Regions from separate parts of the Homo sapiens genome. Here region 2 is linked to region 1. A link is a contact called in ENCODE Hi-C or POLR2A ChIA-PET data. All regions are on one chromosome and are shown on one strand. Each heading gives the region's core, a stretch centred on a gene start or an enhancer-like site at or near the end of the contact. The rest is flanking DNA. Distances are from core to core; before and after follow the strand shown. Region 1 overlaps DYM (dymeclin). Region 2 overlaps DYM (dymeclin).

The links. A loop is a pair of places that touch in the nucleus more often than their neighbours do. ChIA-PET counts read pairs that join two places held with the same protein, here RNA polymerase II (POLR2A). Pooled maps may share reads with other maps.
Region 2: a pooled map shows a loop between it and region 1 (7-fold over the local background). The contact joins two enhancer-like sites. A Hi-C loop is called at or near these places in 2 of 168 maps with a recorded cell type or tissue (HepG2 and heart right ventricle), 5 of 37 single-sample maps with no recorded cell type and 6 of 50 pooled maps. POLR2A ChIA-PET finds 5 or more read pairs at or near these places in 2 of 52 experiments (CD8-positive, alpha-beta memory T cell and OCI-LY7).

Annotation. Positions count from the first base shown.
Region 1 is chr18:49,158,441-49,166,366 of GRCh38, reverse strand. It overlaps DYM (dymeclin), which reads left to right. Exons shown (of 18, transcript NM_001353214.3): 15 at 2,580-2,682. Among named protein-coding and RNA genes, the nearest start is that of MIR4744, 110 kb to the right of the region's middle. RefSeq lists a silencer at 4,460-4,519. Within about 2 kb of position 4,011, at least 2 of the 41 ENCODE cell types and tissues checked have a DNase peak (open chromatin) inside an H3K27ac peak, as active enhancers do.
Region 2 is chr18:49,069,163-49,077,088 of GRCh38, reverse strand. The region is part of intron 17 of DYM (dymeclin); the gene reads left to right. Among named protein-coding and RNA genes, the nearest start is that of MIR4744, 23 kb to the right of the region's middle. Within about 2 kb of position 4,473, at least 7 of the 41 ENCODE cell types and tissues checked have a DNase peak (open chromatin) inside an H3K27ac peak, as active enhancers do.

The DNA.
Region 1 (7,926 bases), core at 2,762-5,261:
TATCCATATCCTTTGATATCAAGTAACAGTAAACACTCATGTGTTTGTTGAATGAATGAAGGAATATATTGTTAGATAGACAAAGTGAAAGGTACAGCATAGTATATATTTCATGGAATAACAAAGATGGATATATATGTATACAGTATGCATTTGTTTACATGCATTAATGCATATAAGGTTTCTGGAATCATACACAATAAACTTAATATTAGTTATCAGTGGGTCATGAGAATAACGATGAGTGGAAAGTATGGTGTTTACGGTTAACCTTAAAAAGGAAAGATAAAGCAAAACTAAACCTCAAATGGAGAAGACCCAGAAAAATAAAATGATTGGAAAAAAGTGTGTGCTCTTATGTACTGAATTCTGTTTTCTACTTCTTGTATAGTACCTCCATTCCAATTTTCTTGCTCTCTCCTACTTTTGCCTCTGTGCTTTGCCTTCTATTTGGAAGTGGCTTTTATTCTCTCTTGCACAGATAACTCTTTCTTCTTTTTCAAGACATTGGGTAGGGCCTAAGGTGACCTTCATGAAACTTCACTGGAGTATTTCATTTCAGAAGTGTTTCATTTCAAAGAAATCGTTCGTTCAGATATATCCTCAGCATGTAACCAGTATCATAAAATTTCATACTTATTCATTCAGTAATTACTTCATGTAATTATTTTTCTTCCCACTTTATTTAAGTATAAATGTAAATAATATTCATTGCCTCTGTTATGTTTGTTTTGTACAACATCTAACATTACCAATAAATGTTAAGGAATTTTTTTCCTTGATGATATGAGTTGAAACTTAATCTACAAAGACTACTTAGTGGCCCTGTCTTCAATGGATATCCTTTTTAAACCATCTGAAATAATTACAGATTTTCCTAAATTGATATTTAAATATTTTATTTGTAAGGGGATTACTAAATACTACAGTGAAGTTTTGGCATAAAAAAATACTAAAGGCCATACTTCAGATTTTTATGGGAAGTACATGGAATCAGAATTGCCTTTGTTTTTAAGCTGCCATCTATCCCAAAGAAGAATCCTTTCTTTATTTGATACAATAAATTTAATATTGGGATCATATAATTATAATACATACCTCTGAAGTTCTTTTATTAGGCACATAAGTATTTAGGATTGTTATGTTTTCATGGTAAACTGGCTTTCATCATTATAAAATCTCCCTCTTTATCTCTAGTAATAATAATATTGTTCTTAAGCCTACTTTGTCGGAAATTAACATGGCCATTCCAACTTCCTTATGATTAATGTTTTTATAGTATGTCTTTTTTGTATCCTTTTGTTAACTTGTCTGTATCTTTAAATTTACAAATGTGTCTCTTTTAAACTGCACATGGTTGGGTCTCGCTTTTTTATCCAGTCTGAAAATCTCTGACATTTAACTGGAGTGTTTAGTGCATTTATATTTAATGTAAATCAACTGTATTCTTTGAAGATTGTTTGTTTTGCTCTATTAGGGTGCCTCTTAGAATAAAGTAATTTGCACTCTAGAATAGAATAGTCTGACTCCTAAAGCATGGCCTTTCTAAGCATTCAACTAAATGTTCATGTTCATTGATTTTTATCTTCTGGCTGGTTGGAGCTCCAATATCCCTCAGTCTGTTATGGTCCCCAAAATCTCTGTTTAATTTACAGCTCCTGGGTAGTTGTTTACTGCCACACCTTGTGGAGTCTTGCTCTGCACATTACAGCTTAACATTTATACAAACATTCAAGAAGACACTTGGATTTCTGGACCTGCTTTCTGGAAATTCTCTCCTCTCTAGTATTCCACCTTGCAAAATGCAGTTGCCACAGCAGTGTTAAATTCCTCTCTCTGCCTTAGCTCAGCACAACACTGCTGTGTACTCTTTGGGTCCCACCTTCCTGGACCATAGTCTGCAATGTTCCTCGAGACAGAAGCTCACCATTATGGGGCTCATCTTCATCTCCCTTTTGTTAGGGATTATAATCCTTTACTTCACATGTTGTGTTACATCTGAAAACAGTTGTGTCATTTTTTTTTTTTAGTTTTCAGTTAGTGATAGCAGGAGAGTTAGTCCAGTATCAGTTAATCTGTCATGGCCAGAAGCAGAAATCTTATAAAACATTTTGAATCATTATTTTTGAGAAATAAAGCTATAATACAGAACCATAGACTCTGTATGACAGTAGAGAAATAATCTTGTCCAACACACTTTTTCAGAAGATGAGAAAATACACAAGCTCAAGTGACTTGTAGTAGATTGCACTATGAGTTAGTCATAGTCTACATCTCAGGTTTTTGCCACTATTCTTTTCCCTATAGTAATCTTATGAAAAATGCTCCTGTGTTTGAAACATAATTTTAAACTGTCATTAAAAAATTTTTTAGAATTCTTATGATTTAAACATCCTCCCCACTCCTTTTTTCTTACATAAATACTATTATTAATCTTGCTGTTAACACAGGCATGAAGAAAGAATCATTTACAAGTATATTTTAGAATAATTGACATGCTGTGGAACTATATATTTCCACAGAAGACAGAAAAGAAAACAGTTCCTTTAATATAATTGGTTTTTTGTTTGTTTTTCCAGTTTATTTTCTTTGCTGTCTAAAAAACACAACAAAGTTCTGGAACAAGCCACACAGTCCTTGAGAGGTTCGCTGAGTTCTAATGATGTTCCTCTACCAGATTATGTAAGTAGTTACCTTATTCATCAATAAAAAATTTTCCTTTCAGCCAGGCACAGTAACTCCTGCCTGTAATCCCAGCACTTTGGGAGGCCGAGGCAGATGGATCACTTGGTCGGGAGTTCAAGACCAGCCTGGCCAACATGGTGAAACCCCATCTCTACTAAAAATGCAAAAATTAGCCGGGTGTGGTGGTGCACACCTGTAGTCCCAGCTATTTGGGAGGCCGAGGCAGGAGAATCACTTGAATCCGGGAGGCAGAGGTTGCAGTGAGCTGAGATCATGCCCCTGCACTGTAGCCTGGGTGACACAGTAAGACTCTGCATCTCAAAAAAATAATAAATAAATAAATTATTTCATTGTAAAATTTATAATAGCATTACCCCTCTCTTCTCAAGATTTTACTGTGCTGAAAATCTTTGCTGCCCAAGAAACCTCTAATATGCAAATAGAAGAATGATGTCTCAAATCAAGGGAACAAGTTGTAAATGATTGTTAACAAGTGGTTGAAGAAAATCAACCTTAAACCAATAATTTGTACATAATTAAGAATCTTTATATCTGAGTTGAGAAACCCACTCAAGCTAATAACACAAAAACAAAAGCAGGGATGATTTTATAGGAAGTATGCAAAGATTCCTTATTGAACTTAAGGGGAGCAAGTACACCTGGATTTCCCAGAGATCTGGAACCTAAAATTGAAAAGCCATTGGGTCCTGTTTTGGGGGTCATTTCGTTTCTGGTCTCTGCTTCCTTTTGCTTCTGCTTTATTCTGCTGCTGCTTTCTACCATCCAGGTTTATCTGTTTGCTTACTTGGACCTAAAATAGCAACCCCAGCCCTTCCTCTTCTTCCCTCCAACCTTGTGAGTGCAGTGCCTTTAGCTGTCTTAAAGTCTTAAAGTCCTCATTCTCAATTCCTGAGAAAGAGAATCTAATTGGCTCTGCTCTCATCAGGGTGTGACTCCAGTCTTACCAGACATGGTCAGAAGAGAGCAGCAGTAACATGTGGCCTTTGTTCCATCCACCTTAATGACGAAGAGTTTATTACCAACTGCTACGGTTGAATGTGCCATCCAAAACTCATGTTGAAACTTAATCCCCAGTGTGGCAGTATTGAGAAGTGGGACCTTGAATAGGTGATTGGATCCCTTATAAATGGATTAATGAATTCATGGATCAATAGATTAGTGAGTTAATGGATTAATAGGTTAGCATAGGAGGGGAACTAGTAGCTTTATAAGAAGAGGAAGAGAGACTTGAGCTAGCATGTTAGCATGCACTGTGTGATACCCTGCATCATCTTGGGATGCCACAGAGAGTCACCACTAGCAAGAAGGTTCTCACCAGCTGCATCTCCTTGACCATGGCCTTCCCAGCCTCCATAACTGTATAAATTCCTTTTTCTTTATAAATTACCTAGTTTCAGGTATTCTGTTCTAACCGACAGAAAATGCACTAAGACATCACCTGACCTTAGAGGATGCTGATGGAATAGAATAGAAACAGCACAGGGGTGAGCATAATATAATAATAGGAAAGAGAATGTGTTATAAATTTTCTTAAAGTAGTGTGACTACCTGTGACATTTCTTATATTTTGGAATATGGCTTTGATGAAGATGCTAAAAATTATCTTGCCATTAACCACAGGAGAAGTTCATCAAGTTCTAATAAGGACAGCTCTAAATCTCCAGACAACAACATAGTGGATTGGTATTTAGAAACTTTATTAGAGAACTCTTTAGTTCTGAGTTTGCAGTGATGATGCATACCAGACAGCTGTAGAGTTGCCTTGCTTCTTTCCTGTGGTTTGTTTCATTTCTAAATGGTTGTCCTGATATGAGACTGTGGGAACAGTACCCAGTCCAGATATCAGTCAATGATAAACAAAGATAGCTGTGTGCAGCCACAGCCTGACTGGTGCTAGTTTTTTCTCGTGTGTGTGTGGGTATGTGATGTCACAATCTGTCATCCCCTTAAGGTATTAAGTTTATAATTCCAAAATGTATCTTTTAAGATTTTCCTGTTAAGTTGAATGTTCTAATTTTTTAATTAGCATAACAGCTCGCTTAATTCTACACTTGCCATACCTGTGATAAGAAAAATATATCTAGTAACTGTTTAGAAACCCTATCGGGGCCAGGGTGGCAATGGGGAGTTGGGTTTACCAAAAACTTGAATTTGGGTCATCTGCAAATGTTTTGTTATTTATAAGCAATTATTATTTGATTTATGTAGTATTCCTGTGCCATTTACTCCACAAAAATGTGTTGAATATGTATAGTTCTGAAGTTCTGATGTTGCCTTAGTAGCATTCTTCTTTAATCAGAGATCTATAAAATTAATATTTGAGGAAATAGGTCATATTTACTGGTATTTGCCAACCATGGAGGTAATTATGCCATGATAGGACAATTTGAATTTGTAACAGTCCTGTGAATTCTGCTACTGAAGTTTACAGATTTTAGAGTCACTGATTGAATATTTTCTTCTTGTATAAAATTTTCACTAAGTAAAAATGAATTTCTTAAAGCATCTGCTTCTAGAAATAGTGGGAAAATTCCATTTGGAATCTGTCATTGACAATCCTTTTTTTTTTTTTTCTTAACATTTATGTGTATGAGACTTTGTAAATCACAACATTTTCCAAATGGGTTTATGAACTTGAATTTTGCTGCCTTTTCTCAGATTTAATTGAAGAGAATGGTTAGCACTGATTCAGTAGGAGAGATGACTGTGAATCACTCCTGATAGAGACCTGAAAGGTGATTAAACAAACAGCAGTAACCTTAAAAATAAGCACCGTTGTATGTTCTTTCATGATACTTCAATGTTTTGTTGGTCATTCCCATTGCTCAAAACACTGTTGTATAAGTGATTTACACATTTGAAACCATTTTCTCTTTTACATTAGTCATTAACTGGGAAAATGAACATGTTCCTTCCTTTTCTTTCACAGAAGTTTTACTTAAGTACCTTTGCCAGTAACCACATAAAATTCTGTGTCCTGGACTAATGCTTTAAACCACTTGTTGGTAAAAGATGAAAAAGGAAAATGAGAAGGTCTTAATGCAGCAGTGGATTCCTAGATGTGTACTTTTTTTTTTTTTTTTTGAGACAGAGTCTCACGACGTGTACTTTCTACACCAAGACTGAATGTACTGTATTAGCAGAGTTTGAATAAGTACTTAAAAATAAGGACATGTTTTTCTTCTCACTGTAGTACATAGAGTACTTTCAGTCTACCTAGAGATTTCTAAGTTTATTAAGAAAATGTTTATCCTCATTATACTGTATAATTCACAAATCAGTTGAGTAACAACATAGAAAGCTAATCGCAAGTTCCAAAAACATTAGTATTAGTACTTTAGTGCAACTATGTTGGTCTGAACATCTCTAGGGAAACCTGAAACCTTCAACTGAGTTCCAGATAATGAGGAAACTGCCCTGGCTGTTTAAGGGGAAATAAAACAAAAATTGTACTCAAGCCTGTGGGGGGAGAGAATGCCACTACAGGGGCAGTAAGGGAGTTTAAGAAAGCAAATAAAGTTCCATTGACTTGGCTTTGCTTTGGTGTTTGTATGATCAGGATTACATACAATTTAATTCAGTGACTAACAGGGACAGGAGAGAATTGTTAAAGGAGAATCTTTCAACAGATTTTTTTTTAATAAAAATGAACTGAACTTTCAGAGAAGTTTGGTCATATATAACCAAATATGGAACCTGAATATAGAAAATGAAACAAAGATAATAAATCAGTTATGAATGCTTTTTAAGCTATAACCATATGAATATTTATAACCAATGAGGAATATTGTTACTGTACCATATAAGCTTTGTTTCCCTAGTTCCTAACAATTTAACTTTTATTCTAGTTGCAACCATAAGGAACCAAATTATATTGCCCTGTGGTCATCAAATAACTTTGAATCTTTCTGTAGGACTGACTCTACCACCTAACTCCAAAATGTAGAGATTGGGTCTCACTATATTGCCCAGGCTGCTCTTGAACTCCTGGCCTCAAGTGATTGTCCTGCCTTGTCTTCCCAAGGTGCTAGGATTACAGGCATGAGCCACTGTGCCCTACAGATAGCTTGCTTCTAAACTGTAACTTTCTAAAGAGTAAAAGCCATCCATATGAAATTTATTTTCATCAAGTCATGATCACTTATTATTATCATTCTATATGGAATTCTAAGATACCGTTAACTCTGGACTATATCACTGGCTGACCTTTTGACTTCATAGCTTTTATTAATAATCTTTTAGACCTTGTTTACAAACTTTTAAATCTGCTTTCAGACATTTAGTTTCTTCAGAAATGTATTATAGGATATTCTGATCTGATTTTCATATGACAAAATTTAAATTCAGAGATGTTTCTATTTTCCACCCCATCCTTTTTAGGTTGTTCTATTATTAAGATTCTGTGTGGTGTTTACTCTTTAACTTAGATCTCAAATTCATTTGACTCAATAGTTGATGGATAAATAATATTGAAAACTATCTTCAGTCAATTGTTTTGTACAATGTTTGTGCCTTTACTGAGCTAGTGTTAAAATGCCCCTTTGTACACACACGTACATAAATAATACAAAGATATACATACATATTGTTTGTATATAATGGTATTAGAGTATTCTTTTTTAAATTTTTATGGGTAGATAGTAGATGTATATATTTATAGGGTACATGAGATATTTTAATACCCACGTACAATGAGTAATATCAGGATGAATGGGGTAACCATTTATCCTTTCTTTGTGTTACAAACAATCCAATTATGCTCTTTTAGTTATTTCAAAATGTACAATAAATTATTGTTAGCTGTAATCACCCTGTTGTGCTATTATCAAATACTAGATCTTCTTGATTCTATCCAACTATATTTTTTTACTCCTTAATCATCCCCTCCCTGCCCCAACTACCCTTCGCAGCCTCTGGTAACCATCCTTCTTGTTAAGTGAAACAAGCCAGGCACAAACAAACAAACATCACACGTTCTTACTTATTTATGGGAGCTAAAAATTAATACAACTGAACTCATGAAGACAGAGAGTAGAATAATGGTATTAGTTCTTGATGGAAATGTCCCTTAAAGATTTTTCTGGAAGATTTAAAGGCTGGGGTAGGTAATTTAACACTTATATAACATGGGAACAGTTATCTTAGTAGGTATGCTGTCATATCCAAGAAGTTTGAAAAGCTGAAATTTGTTACTCTTAAAACAGCTCCTTTCACATGTTG
Region 2 (7,926 bases), core at 3,224-5,723, 90 kb after region 1:
TTCATCTAACAAATGCCAGAGTTCAATTTTAAATTGTAATTGGAGACCAGAAAAACATTGCCAAAAGGGAAAAAAGTCCTCCTGTGAAGCTCCCGTGTTGTGCAGGGCACCATATGTTTCACCACCTGAGACAAGAGCTAATTTATGGTTAGAGCGTTTAAAGAGTCCAGGTTTTTTGGAAAAAGGAACTATATACGAGTTAAGCTTCTGAGGAAGACTTAAGAGCATTCTTTCTCCACATTCCTTCTCGCACAGCCCAGAACTAGTCTTGTAACAGAAGAAAAGCTATGAAAGAATCACCCTGAAAAACCAGGCTTCTTTATGTGCAATGAGAAGATTTTTCATCTAAATATATTATCTGTTAAAAAGTGATCAGGGCTGACAGCAGCAGTCTGTTCTGTGGCATCCACAGCCTCTCTATGGTGTTCCCACGGAGAATTCTGGTAATAACAGATACCATATTTTTGCAGTACCTTCAAGGGTTGTTTTAAAGCAGAATGTACAATTCACCTCTTCCCAGGTGTCATCAGGATGTGAACATGCAGCACTTTATACTGTTATTACATTTTACATGATAACTCTTTATATAAAACATAAAATGGCTCCAGAAAAATGATTTTATATGGTACCTACTCTGAAAACCTAAACAAAATGGTGCTTGTTATTACATTGGTGTTGTGAATTACTTGAACTATTACGATAGCATGTTTCACTAAAACATATTTCAGTAGTTTACTTTTGGCATAATATCTGCAGCATGGAGAATAAGTGTCATCTCAAAGTAGAAAGGCATGGCATTTTTCTTAATGTGTCTTTCAGACTCAAAGTTTAAAACATCATAATATTTTTCCTGTGATTGCTACTATTTTTATATTCATATATCTCTACACACACATACACATACAGAGACACACAGATACATACAGAGAAAGATTATTCCCCAAATGAAAATATTTACTTTGAGCAATAAAATTAAGGGTGAGTTGGTTGGTTGATCCGTTTTGCTTTGCTTTTTTGAAATTTACTTTAATGTTGTTATACTGCCTGTACAGTAACAGGGTGCCCCTGCTAACACATTTCTGACATTGCCCTATCAAAATGGAGGATAAACATTGCCACAGCCCCAATGAAAGAAAAAATGTGTTATCAAGCTTTTAAGTGTATGGGGTTTAAACTCTTCTCATGTTACATCAGATCTTTACTGTAAACTAGCCAGAATATTTCCCAGCAGAAAATAGTAAGTGTGTCTTCAACTGCAAAGAGCACTTCATAAAACTCGTTTCACTACAAAACAGAGTAAACAGTCTTTTGATCCCTTCTTTTTCCCCACCTCAAAAGTTAAACTGCCATTCCTTGTTTCCAAGACTCACAGTAGTAAATGTTTTGAATTTTCCGTGTTGGAAAAATTCTGACATGGCATTATCTACTACCCCCACCATCAAAATGAAGATGGGACTATGTGTCTATAGTTTTCCTCGTACCAGTGGCCATTTTCCCAAGCAAGGATCCAGAAATGTGTATTTTCCTCTTGACTCTGCCATCGATTCCCTGTTTATCCTTCACTGAATCCTTCTTTCCCTACATTTCCTTGGCTCCATAATGGACATATTGGCTCACTTTAATTAAAGATTCCTGAGTGACCCTGATCCTTGGATGAAAATCTGAAGAGAGGGATAAGGAGTAATGGGATGGGAGTAGGGGAGTATCCCACAGCAGTATTCAGGAAACAAACCTTCAGCATTCAGGCTTTGTCTGTCCCCAACCAAGCCAGCACAACCTCCTCCTCAGGGGCTGCACACTCGGCCCTCAAATGGGATGGTATTGAGACTCATGTTGATGGACAGAAACCAAGAAGGAAGAGAAAGCAACTGAAAGAGGGAATGTCCCTGGCTTCTCATCATCATAAGTACTTGAGGTCCTTAGGGTTATGGGTCCTTACTGATTGTCTAGCTGTAAAATCTATGCTGTTCGTCTCTGTTCAGCAAGGAGACACAGGTGAAAGCTAGGTTTCCTGGCCTCCTGATTCTGGGGTTGATGAGCATCAGAGGAGACACCCAGCCTGTCTGTCTCCCCCATTGCTTATCAGCAGCCCCTTCCTCAGGACTCTGTGAGTCCATTGCATCCAGCCTTTTCCATAGTAGTCTCAACATTAGTGAACTTTTAAGCCTTCTCTGTCTTCTGTGCAACTCCTACCCACATCTGGCTTCTGAATTTGAGACGATCTGAAAGCAACCACATTCAAAAGAAAACAGAAAAACATTTTAGTTCTCTTGGAACTTACTGTATAAGAAACTCATGTGCTTTGCGGAATATTTACAAGTAACGGTTCTTCAGATTAAGTAGAGGTCTCAGCTTTGCTTTTGGCCGTTAAACTCGGTAGTCATTTGTAGCTCTGTTCTACAAAGCACAGATGAGTATCCTCTAAATAACTCAGCTTTCATGTTATGAAGCAGACTAATTCTCATACCACAGGTAATGAGCCCTAGTTTTGAATCAAACGTTTTGATTTTTCCAGTTTGGCTTATTTTCTGAATTTAAAAGTACCATGCACAATTATATGTAGACAATTAAAGTTTGAAATGGTTCCTAAGCACAATACAGTTATCTCTCTGTATCCATGGGAGATTGGTTCCAGGACCCCACCCCCAAAACACCCGCCATAGATACCAAAATCCACAGATGCTCAAGTCCATAATATAAAATAGTGTATTTGTATATAACCTGTGTACATCCTCCTGTATACTTTAAATCATCTCTAGATTACTTACAATACCTAATATAATGTAAATGCCATATAAGTAGTTGTTATACTGTATCATTTAGGGATAATGGCAAGAAAAAACAGTCTGTAATGTTCAGTGCAGATGCAACTATCCTTGTTTTTTCCTCAGAATATTTTAAATCCATGGTTGGTTGAATCCAGGGATGCGAAACCTATGGATACAGAGAGCCAACTGTGTAAATTTAGTTTTGCTTTTTATTTATAAGCTGTGGAGGCCAAAAGAACCTAGCTGTTAAAGTGGTCATCTTTTTCAATTCATATGACTGATCAGAATCACAACTCGGATAGTTTTAAAATAAGCTGGGAGACTCCCTTTCCCTTCCATCTTAACGTTTTGATACCAAATTATTTTACCTTAATAAAGCGAGTGTAACACTGCCTCCCTATAGTGAATGCACAGACTTCTCTACTTATCCTGGGCCTGGACACAACCCAACTCAGTGTCACCAAGAATCCAAAATTGAAGTCAAAAAAAGAATGTGTCTTGTGGTTCCAAAACCATGGAAGAAGAAAAAATGGATTAAATGGTTAAAGAGGAAGCTTAGGGCTCATTGGCATTCCCCCATTCCTTGTTTTAGACGTGGTTATTATCGGTGGGTGAAATTAGCCTCAGCCTCTCTGTAGACCTCCAGCATGTCCTTGTTGCTGCTGTGACGTGGGTTTGCAGGGTGAATTTAATCAACTCCAGGCTTCCTTACTGCCAGGCCAAGGCTGCCAGCCTCTTGAAAGCTCACTCGTTTCAGATTTTGTTTTTTTGGGTTTTCTAATTTTTTCTAATTGAGGGCCTGAAGCCATTATTTAAGACTTTTCCAAACTTCTCTTGCCTTCAAGTGTTCATTTGACTATTTTATGGGGGTGGGGGGAGGTGGTATTGTTTGTGTTTTCTAAGCAAACCAAAATTACATATTTTTTAATCTGTCAAGTTAACCTTTGACAAAAGTTTACCTTAATTCAGTAAACATATTTGTACTTTGGCCAATTCTGAATTAACTTGAAAAGTGTTAAGATATTTTTAAATTTTTAGGCATAAATATAGCACATATAGAGTTATGAGAATTGCCTTTTAGTTTACTTAAACATAAAGATACTCATTTCAAGTTTAAAATGTAAATGATCTTGTGACGAATGAGGCTATTCACATTTCAGATGAACTTGTTTCAATACTTTGAGGCACTTTCTATTTGTCATAACTTCCCTGAGATTGAGTCACTATGTTTTACTCTTATTTATCCACGTATGTGTTCATTTTTATACATTACATTTTCCCAACTCTAAATCAAAACTGAATGCCAAGGATATTTTGTTTTTGGTTGGACGAGGGGAGTTACATTTAAATGAGAAGACTATTAAACCTGCTCTTCTGAAATAATTTTAATAGGCATATGTTTCCAGCCCTGCAGGTTTAAGAGCCTAGTCTAATGGAAGGGGCACACGATAGCAATGTCCTTTCTTAAAGGGATATCACATGTTTGTGAAGCCCTATCAGTTGTGCTTCAGCAAGGGCTCTAAATGGAGTCTGGCAGCTCTCCTATTTGCACGGCGCTGTCTGTCTCAGCAATGATAAGCAAAGACAGGCTGACTCCTTCAAGGAGCCTTTCATAAAGTCTCAGCTCTCAAACGTTCCGAAACTCACTGGTGGACTTTCCCCTGTGGACCATTCATTTATCAGGAAATGAAATTGGTTACAGGGTTTCTCACGTTGCCAAACCTCACTGACGAAATCTGGTTTCTTCCAAAGTTCAGGAAAAGCATTTACTCTATTTTGCTGTTCACTACTTCTTGTCTTTGTGGGAACCACAGTCAATACAAGGGTTTGAGAACTCCACAGGGGAAAGGTTGGAGTGGGAGGTGGCCAGGGAGTGAGTCTGGGGGCTACTTTCATAGATATCAAATCCCATCCCTTTTGAATGGGATTTTTTTTTTATGTTGGCATTTTCGTCTTTCAAACTACAGTGTCAGTTTCACAGGAGTGATTTTTTCCACTTCAAAAATGAAATCCTTTAAACATGACACGAATCACCTTATTGGCAGCATAGCTTTGTAACTTAGACCAGAGATCATTGTTTAAACTTCGTGAAACTAGAAGGAACAAAAATAAAGAGAAACATGTAGTTGTATGGCACAGAGAATGTTTGGATAAGTGAAGGTTAAATTATTACAAAGTATGTAATCTAGTTCATATGTTTAAGGAATGGAACTAGGCTAAATTATCTAAAATATTCTGACGTACTGAATCATTTCATTTTGTAAAACAAAATCTGACTAGCAGGGCATTCTGTTGTAGGCCAGTCTGTTGAGTGCAGTGTGCAACCTCCTGTGTTTGGAATTAGCAGGCCCAGGGGTAAGGCGCAGCGTGCATGTGGCAGTTATTATGGCTGTGGAAGTGGTTGCTAGCTAATTGATAGCAGTAGCAGTAGAAACAACCTTATTTAATTTTCAATAGTCCCTATGACAAGACGCTATACATGGGATCCTTTGTAGTCTTACCATTATTGTCCTTTCTCTCCCTGCCATTAAATATATGGTAGTTAATATATACACTTGATGATATTAAGAAATGAATTCCTTTTACTCTTTTTTCCCCCTTTGGAGCGGCTTCACATTTGACTTCTAACCCTGATTATTTTAGGCCCCCAAGTAAGTAGTGATTTACTATCAGTGAGCCTGTTACCCTTGACTGTTGTAGCTCCGATTTGCTAAAAATGTACTTGTGGTCACAAAGCCACCTCTTAGCCTATGCTGGCTGGTGGTTTTGCTCATAATCTGAACCCCAAAGAGACACACTGGTTCCATAAAGGGAAAATGAATGAATCGTCTTCTCTGTTCATCACGGGGAGATAAGCTTTTGTGAACTTGAATTGCCTTTAGAGCATTGTGTCCGTGGTTTCAATTGTATCACAGAATGTTACACAGACTGAAGTTAAGTGGTTACTTTTTGTCAGGGGTTATCTTATTTTTCTCCATTCAGTTTAACATGTGTACTGCAAAAGACAGTATTTTTGGAAATGAAGGCATAGTCTTTCATTTAAACATGCATCAGAGGGATTTCACTAATGAAAGCATTCAAATCATGTGCCTAGTTCTTGTTTCTAGCAGCCTCTGCCATTAAATAAATATCAGTCTTATCAAATTCATGCATTCAACATTTTTCCTGTTGATACAGGCATGAAAAATAAAAGCAGGTAGGCACTATAAAAGATTTGCCTTCATCTTTGGTGATCTGTATCCCAGCCCTAACCTACAGGAACTGAAAATGAAAAATCAGTGATTATTTTTGTCCTTTATAAATGGTCTGCACATTCCACCATACAGCCTCTCATTGCTAACAGTCCCTATTGAAGAGAAAACACCAAACCCAATATTGAGAGTTTTTCAAATCAGGGCACAATGGGGTATAAGGAACCATGTGGACTCTTGATCATTATATTTATTTATGGTGTTCTCACAGTCTTTAGGCCTCTGAGTCTTTGAATAAATATCTCCAACATCCAGCGGCTAACATTCCTTTTCCTACAAAGCTACTATTTGCAATAGAGATTTTCTTGTCTTTCATTTATTTGTTCAACTAGTATTGATTGAGCAACTCCTGCCTGCACAGCACTCTGCTAGTGGTTGTCCCTTAAAGAACCTTACTGTTTAGGGGGGCACAGTTTCTAAAGTAGCATTCAAAGAAACGGCTTCTCTACTCCCTTCCTTTTCAAATGTGAGGAACTTAAGAAAATTAGAGAACACAAATGGGCAAAGGGGGCTTGGGAGGCAAAAGAAGACTGTTCACACTCAGAGGACTTTGAGCTGCAGTGGTTTCCTTGAGTGTGAAATGAAGAATGGCCGTGGACAGAATGCAGATTCTGAAGCACATAAGTGGAGAGGCAGGTGGGATGCTGGAGGGCTGAGAGTGAGTCCCCAGTCCTGCAGTCTGGGGCAAGTTATTTCACCTTCACTGTGCATCAGTTTCTCACCTCAAGGACAGGTCTAACTCATCACCTTACCTACATCCTGGAATAGTTGGAGAAATCAAAAGAAACAATGCACGTAAACTCCCTAGCACAAAGCAAGCTCTCAGTAACTGTTAGCCAATGTTAGTTTCTCACATATCTATCAACCTCACTTTTCCAGAACAAAGCCAAAAACTAGAGTTGTAGATTCTGAACAATCAAAATGGATGGCTCGGAGCTCTTGTCTTGTACTTTATTAATCAGGGAGCCTCTTGCTCACAGCCATACTCTTTGCTTGATACAAGTTTTGTTTGTTTATTTGTCTGTTTTTGAGACAGAGTCTCGCTCTGTTGCCCAGGCGGGAGTGCTGTGGCGCGATCTTGGCTCACCACAACCTGCACCCCCCGGGTTCAGGCAATTCTCCTGCCTCAGCCTCCCGAGTAGCTGGGATTACGGGCATGCGCCACCACACCCAGCTAATTTTTGTATTTTTAGTAGAGATGGGGTTTCACCATGTTGGTCAGGCCGGTCTCAAACTCCTGACCTCATGATCCACCTGCCTTGGCCTCCCAAAGTGCTGGGATTACAGGCGTGAGCCACCATGCCTGGCCCAATACACAGTTTTAATAAGCTTAGCCATCTGGTTCCCAAGTCCATAATAGACTAGAAGCCACAACTTAAAAGAACTGCTACAGGTTAGTACACTAACAGTTATGAAAATCAAGGGCCACTTGTTCTGATTAGCAAGGGAGCAAAACAACACACATGAGTCTTACTTTTATAAGTATATGTGTTGTTTTATAAACTAAACAACACACAAGCCTTACTTTTCAGTATCTTATAAGAACTTTTACATGCTACTCATGAAAATATACCAAAAAGAGTTGTGAGTCTGTGGCAGTCATGACCCTGAAGAAAAGTTGGGATGATACAGGACATAGAGCTGGTATCATCTCTACCCTTGAGAAACACAAAGCCCTGTCTTTGAGAATAGCGAGTGGGTGACCTAAGCCCAAAGAAGGCTCAAGGTGCCAGTCTGAACTTTCAGAATAGATAAATTGCTGAATGATTTTCTTTAGCAGGTTAGTTTTCTTTTTATTTTACTTTGGGAGGGATCATAGCAAGATTCTTGTAAATGCTGACTTTAATGTATGATTTGGTGTATAACAATTTAGTTTATTCACTATTTTCCATGAACACGTTAGTATC